Linked DNA regions of Homo sapiens: region 1 is linked to region 2. Evidence: read pairs that join two places in POLR2A ChIA-PET (ENCODE). Cell type or tissue: endothelial cell of umbilical vein. All regions are shown on one strand. Links, peaks and the distances in the headings refer to the core of each region. The heading gives the core; the rest is flanking DNA. Region 1 overlaps LTBP1 (latent transforming growth factor beta binding protein 1). Region 2 overlaps TTC27 (tetratricopeptide repeat domain 27).

The links. Peaks named below come from ENCODE experiments on the same cell type or tissue, not always from the same donor. Only the 100,000 strongest peaks of a DNase experiment are listed, where the experiment ranks them.
Region 1: POLR2A ChIA-PET joins it to region 2 with 7 read pairs; 2 of 35 experiments call an interaction of 5 or more read pairs at or near these places.

What each region holds. Positions count from the first base shown.
Region 1 is chr2:33,062,673-33,067,672 of GRCh38, forward strand. All of the region lies in intron 3 of LTBP1 (latent transforming growth factor beta binding protein 1), which reads left to right. Among named protein-coding and RNA genes, the nearest start is that of LTBP1, 120 kb to the left of the region's middle. RefSeq lists a silencer at 1,790-2,084. In endothelial cell of umbilical vein, for the core only: no CTCF peak of the experiment used is centred there; a DNase peak (open chromatin) is centred at 2,049; H3K27ac peaks cover 1,659 bases.
Region 2 is chr2:32,739,974-32,751,303 of GRCh38, forward strand. The region is part of intron 12 of TTC27 (tetratricopeptide repeat domain 27); the gene reads left to right. Among named protein-coding and RNA genes, the nearest start is that of LINC00486, 80 kb to the right of the region's middle. RefSeq lists an enhancer at 3,698-3,837. In endothelial cell of umbilical vein, for the core only: no CTCF peak of the experiment used is centred there; no DNase peak of the experiment used is centred there.

The DNA.
Region 1 (5,000 bases), core at 1-5,000, 320 kb after region 2:
AGTACAGTAATCGCCTCTTTATCCATGAGAGGATATGTTCCAAGACCCCCAATGGATGCCTGAAACTGTGGATAGTACAAAACCCTCTATGCTATGATTTTCGTATCTGATAACCAAGATAGCTACTAAGTGACGAATGTGTGGGTAGTATGTGCAGTGTGGATATGCTGGAAGAAGGTGTGAGTCATGTCCCAGGTGGGACACAGCAGGACAGATTTCACACTACTCAGAATTTAAATCATGAATTCTTTACTTCTGGAATTTAAAACTTATGAATTGTTTAATTCTGGAATTTTAAACTTCTGAATTGTTTATGTCCATTTAATGTTATGAGACTGAAACCATGGGTAACTGAAACAGCAGAAAGCAAACCACAGATAAGGGGGGACTCCTGTCCCACACTGTCTTGAGTACTGTAGCTTCAAAAGTAAGTCTTCAAATCAAGTTGTGTAAGCCCTCAATTTTGTTCTGCATTTTCAAAACCACTTTTTGACATTTGTAGGCTCTTCATATTGCTGTTCGAATTATAGAATTAGTTTGTCAGTTTCTTTTTTTTTTTAAGTCTGATGTGATTACAATTTGCATTGTCTTGAATCTGGAACACCTGGTGAAAACTATTTTCATAATAATACTTAGACATTATTTGCTTTCACACTCATTGTCTCAGGAGTACAGTGGAGTTTTCCAGAGAATACATAATGTGTGATCTTGCAGCAGATTGAATGCAGAAGCAGATAGGCAATCAGGCTCTCTTCTTTTATGGTAAACATTAATGGTATTTGCAAAAGTGTAAAACAATGCAAAGCTTAATACATTTTATTTTAGGAAAAAGAAAAATTATTTTAACATTTAATGGGCTTGTTAATTTTAAATGAATTAATATTTTAACATTTTTTAATTTTAAATTCCTTCTCTGGTAAATTTTGATAGCTATAAACTACATAAATATTAAAAGTTTTTTGGGATCCTCAGTTGTTTTTGAGAGTTTCAAGGAGTCCTGAGAATGAAGGGTTTGAAAACTGCTGCCATAGCTCAATTTTGGGACAATTGATGCCTTAACAATATTTATTTTTTCAATCCATGAATATGGTATATCTCTACATTTATATATGTTTTATAGTTTTCAGTATAGAGATTTCTGAAGATGTTTTGTTAAATATATTTCTAAGTATTGTATATTCTTTTTTTTTTTTCTTTTTGAGATGGAGTCTCGCTCTGTCGCTCAGGCTAGAGTGCAATGGCATGACCTTGGCTCACTGCAACCTCTGCCTCCCAGGTTCAAGTGACTCTCCTGCCTCAGCCTCCTGAGTAGCTGAGACTACAGGCACCCGCCACCATGCCTGGCTAATTTTTGTAATTTTAGTTGAGACGGGGTTTCACCATGTTGGGCCAGGCTGGTCTCAAACTCCTGACCTCATGATTTACCCGCCTTGGCCTCCCAAAGTGCTAGGATTACAGGCGTGAGCCACTGCACCCAGCCTCTAAGTATTGTATATTGTTTACACTTACATAAATGTAATATAACTTTAAATTGAGTTTTCTGCTAATATATAGAAATACATTTAATTTATATTTAGTGACCTTGCAGCCTCCAAAATTTCAAAATTCACACATTAGTCTGGTAACCTCAAACTCATATTGTCAAGAACTGTGAAAGGTTTGAGATTTTATCTTGCTTGCAGGCTAAAAAGTTAGCCTCCCACAGTTTCATGGATGCTGACAGAAGACAGGAGAATCCTGGGTAAGAGATAAAGAACTTTATTACTCATGGCATAGCAGGCAGCATGAGCTTCATGTTCAGATTGGGTCTCCACACTCCCTAAGCTTCATGGGGTAATGCAGAGTAGCCCAGGTCGATGTTACTCGTGTAGTAGGTTTGTGTCGCAGTTGAGGAACCCTGAGCTTAGGAAATACCATTCTTTAAAAGGGGCTGCTAGCCAACTTTGCCTAATCTTTGTGCCAGATGGAGATGTTATTTTCATTTCCCTGGATAGCAAACAAATCTTTCCTTTGCCACAGAAGGAGATACTATCTGTTTTCCAAGACTGTGTACTATATAAACATTCTTGAAAAGACAGGCCAGAAGAAAAGCTGATAAAGATATGCAGAAACACAGAAGGCACATGGGTAATTTTTTCCCAACTTGTATTGTTGGGATTTTCTTCTTAGTCATGTCATGTCAAATACAGTTAGTATTGTGTCTTTCCAGTATTTATGCTTCTCCCCTTTTGCTATATTTTACTAGCCAGGACTGCTAGTGTAATGTAGAACAGGAGTGGTGACAGTGGTCATCTTTGCCTTTTGTTCTAGGTTTTAGGGTGAAAGTATGTTATTTTACCAATCAGTATAATACATTAACAAAATAATCATTGTAGAAACGGGGTCTAAAATGAGGAAATTATCTTATATTACTCATTTGCTGAGTGTTTCCTTTTATCATGAAGGCTTGTTGTATTTGCCAGATGCATTTTCTGTATGTAGTGTGATCATCAATAAAAATACGATTATTTTTTATTCCTTTATTCTGTCAGTATGGTTAGTTAAATCAATTAAGTTTTAAATGTTAAACCAACCTTGCATTACTAGGATAAATTCCACTTGAGGTGAGGCATGGTGGTTATACCTGTAATCCCAGCTTTGGAAGGCTGAGGCAGGAAGATCACTTGAGGCCATTAGTTTGAGACCATCCTGGGTAACACAATGAGACTCCATCTCTACAAAAAATAAAAATATTAGCTGGGTGTGGTGGTGCACGCCTGTAGCCCAAGCTACTCAGGAGGCAGATGTCGGAGGATTACTTGAGCTCAGGAGTTTGAGGTTACAGTGATGATCATGTCACTGCTCTACATCCTGGGTGACAGAGTAAGACCTTGTCACCCTGTTTCTCTACAGGAAAAAAAAAAATCCCACTTTGTCAGGGTGTATTAGCCTTTTTCTATATTATGAATTCGATTTGTGGACCCTTTTTAAAGAATTTTTCCATATATGTTGATGAGGAATATTGGTCTGTGAGGGTTTGGTATCATGGTTATGATGGCCTCCAAAAACAGGTTGGGAGGTGTTTCTTCTTCCTGTATACTTTGAAGAGTTTTTATAAGATGGGTTTTCTATCTTTCTTAAATATTTGTTAGAATTAACTGGTGAACATATGGTCTTGGTCTTTTATTTATGAGAAAGTTTTTGAAAAAATTCACTTCGCTAGATATAGGATTATTTATATTTTCACTTTCACTCTGTGTCGTTCTTTTTATCGGTCTGACAGATGAAAATAACCTGTTTTAAATAACAGTGAGGTTAAATAGTAGTAGTTTATGGCTGTTTGCATTTTTTTCCTCCTATTTTCCGGCCAGTTTTCTATTAGATCATGTATCTTTTTCTTGTTGAACTCTTTATATAATACTATGAACTTTCTGATATCTGTCTATATACCAACCTATAATCAATATTTTCCCTATTTTTCTTTTATTCTGTTTATATGTATTTGCTATGCAGAAGATTTTAAATTTTATGTAGTCTTATCTGTTAATTTTTTCTATATGGTTTTTGGCCCTAACATCATACAATTGTATTGAATCACAGCCATACTCACTTGTTTATATGTTGTCTATAGCTGCTTTCTTCCTGTAATGGCAGAGTTGAGTTGTGACGGAGACTGCATGTAGCTCTGTGATCACTTTTCACTGCTGCTTGGCACCCCAAAAATCATAGTTACCACATTTAATTATTTTAAACTTAGAAATTGTCAGTGTTTTTAGTGGCATGTGTATTAACTTACAGTGACTTTTTTTTATTTTTTATCAGTGTAAATCCTTGATGTCAGAAGAGTAGAAAAGTAGACTCTGAATGTCATACTTTAAAAGGCATAGTGGAGTATGGATTATTTTGTTATTAAATTAGATGGCAAAGCATTGTGTTTATTATGTAATGAGACTGTAACTGTGCTAAAAGAATATACGGTATGCTGACATTACCAGACTAATCACTTATCACAATATTTTCAACTCACAGAAATGCTGTGGTGAAAAGTTAGAAAATTTAAAATCAAATGTTTCATTATAGCAGAATTTCTTTACACAAAAAAGAACATTCAGCTGCAAACAAGGTAAATTTGCAAGTGACTCCTTTGTTATCCAAGCCAGGAAAGCCATTTATTGATGGTGAGTTAATTAAATCATGCTTGATTGCAGCAGCTGAAGAAATGTGTTCAGAGAAAACAAAATTGTTTAAGACTCTTCTAAGCCTTGAGCACTTTGGGAGGCTGAGATGAGAGGATTGCCTGAGTCCAGGAGTTCGAGACCAGCCTGGGCAAACTAGACAGAACCCATTTCTACAAAAAATAAAACAATTTAAAAAAAGCCAGGCATGGTGGCATGCCTGTAGTCCCAGCTACTCTAGAGGCTGAGGCAGGAGGATTCCTTGAGCCCAGGAGGTCCAGGCTGCAGTGAGCTGTGATCATGCCACTGCCCTCCACCCTGGGCTACAGAACGAGACCCTGTCTGAGGGCTAAGATTTATTTTTTTCTGAACAGGATAAATTGACTTTAGCTACTATTGAAGACTGAGTGGCTTTGGAAATTAGCTTTAGCTGCAGAGTTGATAATGAATTCAACATAAAACTATAAGGCAAAACAGTGCTTATATGTGAAACTTAATATTGAAGTAAAGTCACTTAGATGCCACCTAACATTGTTTTAATCACTAGTAATATTAAGATGCTTTATACACTTCTTATGCTGTCAAAAGTGAAAATAAGAAATGAGATCTCTGTTTGCATACCAGTTGTAGCAGATACATTTTCTTAGCTCAACTAAGTACTGTTGACCTTCCATATCCATGAGTTCTGCATCTGTTTTTAACCAGCTTTGAATCAAACATATCTGGGAGAAACAAATGGCATCTGTACTGAACATTCACAGACACTTTTTGATCATTATTCTCTAAACAATACAGTATAACAACTATTTACATAGCATTTACATTGTATTAGGTATTATGAGTAAT
Region 2 (11,330 bases), core at 2,983-7,982:
CATCCCGGTGTTGTAGGGTCTCAGAAATTCTAGCTTAGAAACTACCGGCATACATTCTTGTTATTTAATGACCATAGGCAAAATAGCTAAGATTAATTTTGCTCGACCTTGGTATCAGAACTGGTTCTCATCTGTTAGCATTTAGTATTTAAAGGTTATCCGACCCACTTACAGCAATTTCCCCTAGCTGATAGATGTATTCTTATTTTGTTGAGCAAATTTGGTTCCTAAATGAGAGACAAAGACTGAGGGTGAGGGGTTAGGGATAGATAAGGGTTGGGACCTCTCTTGTTTTCTCTTGTTTCAAGGAAGCAAGGCTTCCCTGAGATTACATGGTCCTATCTTTTATTATGCTACATTTGCAGATCATTGTAATCATGGACTCTTAAAAAGTTTTCCTTTAAATTGTAAGTTAATGTTGTATTTCTAAAACAGCTAAGACTTTTTTAGCAATTGGTTTGGATTTCCTGTTTTGGGGGCTTTTTTTTTTTCTATCATAGAGATTCTTTATACAGTTTAAAAGATTTTCCCAGAAGTTCTTTCCTCAAACTATAGCCAGAATAGTCTTCCTAAAGACAAATCTGCCATTCTCACCCCAAGTAACTTCTCTCTGTTTCCAGGGTTAAGTCTGAGCTGTTTCGAATGAGTGGCTTACAGACAACTTTATTTATTTATTTATTTACTTACTTACTTATTTAGAGATGGAGTTTCGCTCTTGTCGCCCAGGCTGGAGTGCAGTGGCACGATCTTAGCTCACTGCAACCTCCACCTCCTGGGTTCAAGCGATTCTCTTGCCTCAGCCTCCCGAGTAGCTGGGATTACAGGCGTGCAGCACCTTGCCTGGCTGATTTTTGTATTTTTAGTAGAGATGAGGGTTCACCATATTGGCCAGGCTGGTCTTGAATTCCTGACCTCAGGTGATCCGCCTGCCTCAGCCTCCCAAAGTGCTGGGATTACAGGCATGAGCCACCGCACCCAGCCTCACTTTATGATCTGTCTCCTGTTTCCATTGCCAACTGCATTTTCTCCTTCTTTTACTCCCCTTCATACCTACTCTGTCATCCAGGTTGCACCTGAAGTTCCAGCAGTACTTTAATAGCTTGAATTAAAGTACTTGTAAGTTCTTGATTTTGTAGCGCCGTCTCACTTCAGACCTTTGTAATTGTTGTCTGTCTAGAACGTTTGTCTTCTTTCAGCTAACTGCTACTTATTCTTTAGGAGATTGCTTTCTACAGAGAGCCTTCCCAGATACTTTCCTCCCACATTTGGTGGTACCATCCACCTGTGTACTCCTATGGCACCCAAACTACTCTGGTACCCCATTTGTTGGCTCATCTGATCTACTAAATGTAAGCTGCTTAAGAACCAGACCTGTGTCAACAGCTGTTGGCCAGGTGTGGTGGCTCACGCCTGTAATCCCAGCACATTGGTAGGCTGAGGCGGGCAGATCACGAGGTCAAGAGATGGAGGCCATCCTGGCTAATATGGTGAAACCCCATCTCTACTAAAAATACAAAAAAAAAAAAAAATTAACCGGACGTGGTGGCATGTGCCTGTAGTCCCAGCTACTTGGGAGGCTGAGGCAGGAGAATCACTTGAACCTGGGAGGTGGTGGTTGCAGTGAGCTGAGATCACACCACTGCCCTCCAGCCTGGGTGACAGAGCGAGAATCCAATAAAAAAAACAAAAAACAAAACAACAACAACAACAAAAAAACAGCTGTTGCCCCAGAACCTGGCAAAGTTTTGGCATGTAGCAAGAAGTCAATCATATTTGCTGCATGAGTAACTAGTAAGTGATCACTCAATAGTTATCTCATTGAAGCAATCTCCATGTAGGACACTCCTTATGGATGACTGCATGTGGCAGAAGATACCCCTCCAACCACTGCCTTACTCTTCTCTCTCCAAAAACAAATTATGAGATTCCCCCACTCCCATTTGAACCTTCTAACTTTAGGAGTAGAAATAGGAACAAACCTTAAAGAATTTTGATTCTTGCTCAGTAAATGCTAAGGAAACTGTGAGCATATTATTATGTAATGCTATCTTTTGAGGGCCTTATATGTACTGCATTCTTTATATAATTATTTTATAATTGTCATATGCTATTCATAACAACCCACAAAATATGGATTGTTTTCATCACTTTACTGATTAGCATTACTAAGTGGCAGTTTTGGAATATGAGCTCAGACCTTTATTTCCTTTAAAGCCAGCACCCATTTCCCCACAACTGCCTCCCATCATGGTTATTGTTAATCCCTTAAAAATTGGATATTAGCTTTGTAAGTTAAAACCTGTTGTGCTCACTTGATTGAGAAAAATAGGCAAAATAATGGAAAATACTCTATAAATTGGTAATGCAAATAAGAGATGATCAACTAATTGAATAATAAAGCCTGTTTTTAATTACTCTGTTTCATCTTGGACCTGGAGTATTTATGTTGGCAAGTAACCTTTAAAAAAATCAAGCCAGAGCATGGTGTTGTCACACATATAACTGTGAAAAACAATTAGTGAACATTTGGCTCCATGAGAGAGTAAGTAGGAGTAGACACCACTACACAGAAGTGTAGCTGGGAGTGTCTGATGGGTGGGGCAAAGTGTTTTGCACTTGTCACCTCTCAGCTGCTGCTCATAGAATAAGAATTTAGACTAGGAGTAAATTGCCATTCTGCTAAAAGGGTTGTTCTTGGTGAGAGGGAAACGTGCTTTGGAGTTCTGTCAGCTGTGCCCCTGTCATCTTTATGTACTGTATTGAGGACGTAGAGCACCTTTCAGTGGTCAGTCTCCCTGTCATTGAGAAACAGCCTCTACAATAGAATCAGAATCCATTTTTTGCTCTCTGCTTCAAGGTAGAAGGCTAGAATTAGACTATGGCCAATGTTTTGTGAGTCCCTTGTGTGTGTGTGCGCACACACTTTTTAAAAATTTTTTTTAATCCTAAAGCTATTGTCAAGATGCCAAATCTGGCTAATTGGGGAACCTTAAATTCTTAGCCTGCTTTTTCTCCATTCTCTTGGAGCAAACCTGTATTTATTAAGTCTAATTTTGCTCTTCATGTGGTCCTCAAAGATACTCTTCATAGTTGGTGCCATCTCTGGGTCTAGAGCTTATTTTTTTCCCCTTCATTTTTTACGTGGAGGGCTTCCTATAGTTGTTGGTCTGCCAATTTCCCTTCCTAATATACTGACCAGTTGCAAGGTCAGATAAGAACCACTCTTATCACACATTAGAATTTTAATTCTTTCCATTAATTCACAAAATTTCCGCTAATTCACAAAGTTAAGGCACAGATCACAGCCAAAAAGGGTAGTTTCATTCCTTCTCACTCAAGTATGAATAACTTTCCTGAAATATTTTGTCTACCTTTTCACTGGAGGCTCAACTTAATTTTTCACCCATATTCTTTACCCCAAACCCAAGGCTTCATCCCTGACAGAGTGCTTCCTGGAATCCTAGTGGTGCTTAGGGTAGGATCTTCTCTCCCACAAATCTCAAATTTCCCATATAACAACTTGCAGAAAAACCATATCATCATAAATATAAATGAGCCCCAATATAGCAGGTTTTCAATATATTAGTTCCTTTTCTTGCACATACCTGAAATTCTCAGTTCTCAACACTGGACTGTTCTATCGCAAAATACACCATCAGGATGGGGAACCCCTCAAATACCCAAAATCCCCCTTCAGGCCATCAGTTTTGCTTCTCTGTGTTTATAGTCCTAAGAAGAGTTGCTTCCTAGTTCTCATCATTTGGTTAGAAGGGCATGTGAAATTCAGATTCTGCTATATGACCTCTCTATTCACTAGGGTAAATTTTTGTTAGATCTCTCCTAATTTAGTCATGTAGTGATACTCAGTATTGATTTCAGCTAGAGTGTGTCACCTAAAGGAGTTCTCCTGTCGTTCCCAAATGTGAAGGATCTTTTATGTTTCTGTTTAGTATCTGAAGGACCTTAGAAAATACCATTAGCCCTTTGTGACTTTAGTATTAGTTCCAGTTGAGTTCATCCAATGTTTATAGACTACCTACTGTTTGCTGGGTAAGAATATTCCAAAGATGACTAATAGACAAACTTACTACAAACACAGTTATAGTCCGATATGATAGATACACATGAGCAAATATTTTAGTATGACAGTGCTAAGATAAAAGTATGTACAGATTCCAAATTCTATGTGGCTCTCATATTTACAGCTACATAATTCTTTCTCTGCTGTCCTGCTCTAAAGCAGTGATCTCCTTGGTTTGTATCTTGCATAGATTCCTTTCTGAGATTTTTAGGACTCCTGTGATTTTCCACACTTTTAATAAAAAATCCAATGTTTGGTGGAAATTAGCCTTATGTGGAAAAATTTAGTTTTGATCTTCTACTATTAGTAATTTTTTTCTCTTTGACCTCACTTTCTTGATTCTTCTTGGCTAAGTTCTGTAATCATCTATTTAATGTTGACAACAGCAATTTTTCTGTTTTTGGAGAAACTACACAGTTGACCAGTGTGATTATTTATGGAAAATATTAATGTTCCTAGAAGCTCTTTCAAGTCCCCTCTTCCTAGAGGTAGGGCAACCTCAAGTGTCTTGCTTTCCAGTCTGGTTTTCTAATGGAAGGAGTTGAGGAAGAAGATAAACAGTTTAGGGCTTACTGCTTCTTTCAACCTCTCTGAGGTAGGTAAGCCAAAAATGAAGAAGAAACTCTCAAAATGTTAGTTTAGCTTGTTCATGGTCATTCATTTAGTAAGTAGATTTGACATTTGAAATATCTGATTAAAAGCACATACATCCATGGCCGGGCGTGGTGGCTCCCGCCTGTAATCCCAGCACTTTGGGAGACCTAGACAGGCGGATCACAACGTCAGGAGTTTGAGACCAGCCCGCCAGCCTGGTGAAACCCCATCTCTACTAAAAATACAAAACTTAGCTGGGCATGGTGATGGGCACCTGTAATCCCAGCTACTCAGGAGGCTGAGGCAGGAGAATCCTTTGAGCCCGGGAGGTGGAGTTTGCAGTGGGCCAAGATCACGCCACTGCACTCCAGCCTGCCAGCCTGGGCAACAGAGTGAACTCTGTCTCAAAAAAAAAAAAAAAAAAAAAAAAAAAGCACATATATCCTCACAGATCTTCTTGTAGTTGGAAGTCTATAGACTAGATTATGCAACACAATTTTTTAGTAATATGTTAAAACTATTTTGGTTGTAAAATAATTAACACATACTAGCTTAGGCAAAAAAGGATATTTTATTGGTTCTTGCTACTGAAAATTCTAGTAGACTTCGCATGAGAGCTCTTCCAGGGGCTCAGATGATATCATCAGGACTTTTTAGCTCTCTCCCTGAGGCAGACATGATGGCCACAGGAAGCCCAAGTTTAGTAATCTCAGTGGAAAAATACAGTCAATTCCACATCTCTAAAGAACGATTCAGTGGAAGACTGAAGGGCTTGAGTCATGTGCCTTCTGCCATCTCATCTGATAGGAACTACCTGGACCACACATGAAGTGGGTTTTCCTCAGGGAAGAGGAGTTTAATTTTCAGAAGATCAGGGAAGGGATGCTGAGCAGGAAAAAAGCAACTGTGATGTCCACTGTGGGGTGGGAGTTTAATGACCTAAATCTGAAGTTGCAAACTGGCAGCTTATGGGTGAATATAGGCCAGAGAGACAGTTTTTTTTTGCCTAACTCAGTATTTTGAAAAAAAAATAATAATAAATAAATATTTTAAGGATACTTCATCTTAAAAAATCTAGACTTCTTGGCCTCTCTTAAAGAGTTTAAAGATGTGGAAACACTGAGCAGCCAGAGTCTCATGTTGGTGTCCTAACTGGCTGGAGCTAAGCAGTGGCTCTTTCCTTTGGATGCTCATCTACCAGCCCACTATATTCATCTCAAAAATTGGCAAGCATCTCTGGGCAATTTAGGGTATGACCTTTGCTCTAAATAGTGCAGGTTTCCCTGGTCAAGTAAACAGCATGTTACTCCGGTTATAATTACAAGTTCTGCTTGAGTCTTGGCCAACTTAGTTTTGTGCTGAGATAGTCATTGCCAAAAAAAAGTATTAAAATTAATAATTAGTTGTGTGGAATTACTATAGATTGTTGAAACAGCTTAGATTTGTATGTATGTGGAGCGGGGGTAATGATCTTTGGGGTTTGCATCTGAAAAGATTCTTGCAAGCGCTGCAGGTTCATTGCAACCAGTTGCCCATTTAAATATGTTTTTTTTGTTTGGGGAATGTATTTTTATTATTTTTAATAGACATTTAGATATAAAGTTTCTTGCATCCTATAAGAATGCACATCTGGCCAGGCACAGTGGCTCACGCCGGTAATCCCAACACTTTGAGAGGCCGAGACGGGTGGATTACCTGAGGTCAGGAGTTTGAAACCAGCCTGGCCAACATGGTGAAACCCCAACTCTACTAAAAATACAAAAAATTAGCCGGGCGTGGCAGCACATGCCTGTAATCCCAGCTACCTGTGAGGCTGAGGCAGGAGAATTGCTTGAACCTGGGAGGCAGAGGTTGCAGTGAGCTGAGATTGTACCATTGCACTCCAGCCTTGGCAATAAGAGTGAAACTCCATCTCAAAAAAAAAAAAAAAAAAAGAATGCACATCTGTATATTCCCATGGGGAAATAGTAACCAATAGCCAGAAATTCTAAAGCTTTTGCATTCTGTGAAGATTTATGGCCATTCACATTTTGATATTGCAGAAGTGATGTTATGTAGGCCCTGGTACTTTATTTATGTTCACTGGGCACATCTTTTGTAGCTCATTATTTGGTAATAAATTATGTAAATTGAGTGGATAAGTGGAGGAAGACAGAGAAAACAGAACATTTTGGAAAGAGTGAAGAAGACTGAGGAATGCAATATGACTAGCTGAAGAAAGGAAATACTGCCAGCATTGCCCTTGGGAAAGATAATTTTGTTGGCAGAAAGAAGAGGTATAAGATCTCAGGGAGAAAGAATTAACTTATCTAACACAAAAATGTGGGATAGAATTTGAGGAAAGAAGAGGTCAGTTCAGACCAAGCAGGGTGACTGCTCTAGTGTTTCTCACCTTCTCTGGAAAGTTACACACTCTGGCCCTTCAGACCCATCTTGCAGTTAATAGAATATCCAGAACTGATGTTGGGTAGCAACAAGTTACACACCATCTATTATGTTCCTCATTCTTAAAAGAGTTGCGGTGGGTGGGAGTTGGTGGAGGAAATATATGAAATCCTGAGTACCCTAGCATTTCCAAATGTGAAGATTTTCCTGATTATGATTTCATTTTTCATTTGTATACAGATGCTTCTTGACTTACAATGGGGTTACCTCCCAACAAACCCATCGTAAGTTGAAAATAATTGTAAATCTAAAATGCATTTAATACCCCTAACTTACTGAACATCATAGTTTAGCCTATTCTACCTTAAATGTGCTCAAAATACATTAGCTTAAAGTTGAGCAAAATAATGTAACACAAAACCTATTTTGTAATAAAGTGTTCTGTATCTTATACAGTTTAAAGTGAAAAGCAGAATGATTATATGGGTACTTGATGTACAGTTTCTACCAAATGTGTATTGCTATGGTACCATTGTAAATTTAAAAAATTGTATGTCAGACCATCGTTAAGTTGGGAACTGTTTATATTTATTTTGTCTTCTTTGCAATGGTTGCAGAATACTAGGTATTAAACTCTGGTAAATCATCACAATCTATACTATAGTATAGTTTGAAGTAGAATAAATATTTGTAGAATGGTGTTTTTAACCAAGCAGATTCTTTGAGAATATGATTTGATGTCTGAGCCTTGGATCCTGTTTTCAGCGTAGGATACCTGGGGAGTATAGTATTTCCCTGTAATCCTTTTTATTTCTGTAAGATTGGTAGTAATGTCTCCTTTTCTTTCTAATTTTAGTAATTTGATTTTAAAGATTTAACTTTTGGTTTTTTGATTTTCTCTATTATTTTTTGATCCTCTGTTTTTTAAATTTATACCCTAATTTTTATTTCCTTTCTTCTCCTTGCTTTGGGTATAGTTTGCTGTTCTTTTTCTAGTTACTTTTGGTGGAAGGTTAGATTATTGATTTGAGAACTTTTTTTTCAATATAGGCATTTATAGGTATAAATTTCCATTGAATCAGGCTTTTGCTACATCCCGTAAGTTTCAGCATATTTTGGTTTTGGTTTTGTTAATCTCAAAGTGTTTTTAATTTTGTTGTAATTTCTTCATTTCATTGATTATTTAAGAGTATATTGTTTAATTTCCACAAAATTCCTTTTGTTATTGATTTTGAATTTTATCCCAATTGTGGTTGGAGAACATACTTTCTATGACTTCAGTCTTTCACATTTGTTGAGACTTGTTTTGTGGCCTGTCGTATAGTATATCCTGGAGAATGTTTATGTGCACTTGAGAAGAATGTGTATTCTGCTGTTGGCTGGAGTGTTCTTTAAATGTCTGTTAGGTCTAGTTGGTTTATAGCATTATTCATGTCTACTTACATCTTTTGTGTAGTTATTCTGTCCATTTTTAAAAGTTAGGTATTGACATCTCCAAATATTATTGTTCAGTTGTTTATTTTTCTCTTTAGTTCTTTCAGTTTTTGCTTCATGCAATTTGGAGTTATTTTAGCTGCACATATATTTGTGATTGTTATATCTTTCTTGATGGAGTAAACATTTTATCATAAAAATGTGCCTTTGTTCTAACAATTCTTTTTTTTTTTTTTTTGAGATGGAGTCTTGCCGTGTTGCCCAGGCTGGAGTGCAGTGGCGTGATCTCGGCTCACTGCAGCCTCTGCCTCCCAGGTTTCAGTGATTCTCCTGCCTCAGCATCCTGGGTAGCTGGGATTACAGGTTTACGCCACCATGCCCGGCTAATTTTTGTATTTTTAGTAGAGACGGGGTTTCACCATGTTGGCCAGACTGGTCTCGAACTCCTGACCTCAGGAGATCTGCCCGCCTCAGCTTCCCAAAGTGCTGGGATTACAGGCGTGAGCCACCATGCCTGGCCTGAGTTATATTCTTAATGCCTGTACCAGGGATTACTTAAGATAGTTGATTTTAAGTCTTTGTTTAGTAAGTCTAATATCTGGGCATCCTCAGGGATAGTTTCTGTTGATTGCCTTTTCCCTGTATAAACATACTTTCTTGTTTCTTTGCATTTGTTTGCCCCAACTGTTATTTACCACCTCAGGCAGCTGCAAAATTAATCAGTCATTTCTAGTTGTTTTTTGAAAGACTTTTCACTGAACAAGCTTAGAATTAGGTCAAATAAAGATAGTCTTGCAAGTGAGCTTTTCCAGGGAATCACTAGACTGGGCATATGATGACAGTTTTCCAGAAATGCAGCTTTAAAGGTGTTTCAAACCCATTCTGCCCCCTCCAGTGGCTGCCAGGCCACTAGTTTTCACGAAGATTGCAGGCTCTTGGTATTCAAGACTACTACAGAACTGGAGAAGAGGGGATTGGAATGGTACAAGTTAAAATGCCATGAAGCTTGCTCTTCTTACCAAGATTTAGCATTTCTCTTGAATAAATGCTTCCTGTATTATTGCAAGTCTTTGGTTAATTTTCAGAGTTCTGAAAAAGTTGGTTCTGACACTTTTGGCCAGTTTTCTGGTTATTTTGTAGTGGAGGGAATTTTCAGATGTTCTTATACCATTACATTTGCTACTGTCTGCCTGTGGAATAGTGTTGAAGCTAGAATCAAGTTCCTGCTTTTTAACTTAGTGTTTCTTGGGTTTTGGGTGGCCAATTGACTAAGAAATCTAAGCTTTTATTTCTTTCTCTCAAAAATGGGCATGTTAATATATACTACTTGGAATTATTGTAGGGATTACATGAGATCATGCATTTAAGAATCAACTGGATAAAAGCTAACCTATATGTTACTACCAAATGGAAGGATACATAAGTTCAAAAGGTAGAAATGGGAAAAAAAAAAGATTTTATCACTTAGGCCTGTTTTATGGAAGCAGAGCCACTTTGAGTATTTTAGAGAATAAGTGGTTTACTAAAGGAGTTGAATCTTAACACAAATGTGAGAAGAGCTGGGGAAATGAAGGTATGGAAGAGGGAATCAGAAGATCAAGGCAAGAATCATTGACTAGTCCACTTGAAACATTGGCACAAGTGGGTAAGTCAGAACTTAAGGTAAATCCAAGAAGCCAAATACTTTCAGACATTGAAATGGGACCATGAAGCAGGGGCTTGTGGAGGGATCTGTGGACAACCATTATATCTATATAGCTATTAACCCTGTGAGTCCACACAGCAAATGTCTCAGGGGCCTGGGGATGCTATAGGTCAGCAGAGCCAGCAGTTGGAAGGACAAGGTATACACACAGAGCATGGGTTCTGGGATCTGCAGAGCATCTCCACATCTTGTTTGTTACCATATTAGACCATGACAACTTTCCAAGAGTAAAGGCTGTTGCTTCACTTCTGCCTTTGAAATCCTTGATAGGTTCTCCTATGATGAACTCTAACATGAAATCAGAAGGAAAAGGGATTTTAGGAAACAGTTTCCAGTTTAAGCAAGTTGACATAGCATAATCCAGTACATATGACTATGCAAGGGTTTAGTTGTTTAACTTGGGAATTTACTTATTTGGAAAGTAGCAACGTACTAGCAGGTACAGATTATTCCATAGATTGTGTTTCATAAAGAAGAGTTTCTGACATGGGGAAACTTTAAAATTTCTTCAAACGGGGGTTTAGATATTGAAGCATTCTTACAACATATAAAGTTAAATATTTAATTTAACAAACCTTGATTTGTTTAATAGATGAATTCCTTAGGGGTGATACATCAAATGGATTTTTGTAAATTCAACATTTCCCTAATAACAAGTATTAATACCAGCTATATGATAATTTTTAATTGGTTTTCAGTTGACATTGGCACAGAAGTTTTTTAAATCTTAGTTTGTGTTTTGTTAGCATGATGTCATCAAGGCCATGGGATGGTGAGACAATCAAAGTCATTGCAGATTAAATTATATCATAAAGTCCATGTGGTTCTGAGGCAAGATAGGACAAGCATACTTCTCTCTGTGCTGGTAAAAGGCTGCTATATCTGGTGTTGTCTGGTTATTGTGTAGAGAATAGCACATTTGCTGTATCAGTACCCTGCTTCCCATGTAATGATTTATTCCAGCAAAGAGATCATGTCCAGAACAGTAGCTGTAATCAGAGCCACCACTATGTTAAGTTTATCATAATCCATGACATTTTCCAGGACCCATTTTTGTTCTGCTCAGTTTAAATGGGTAGGTTAAACCACACACACACACACACACACACACACACACACACACACACACAT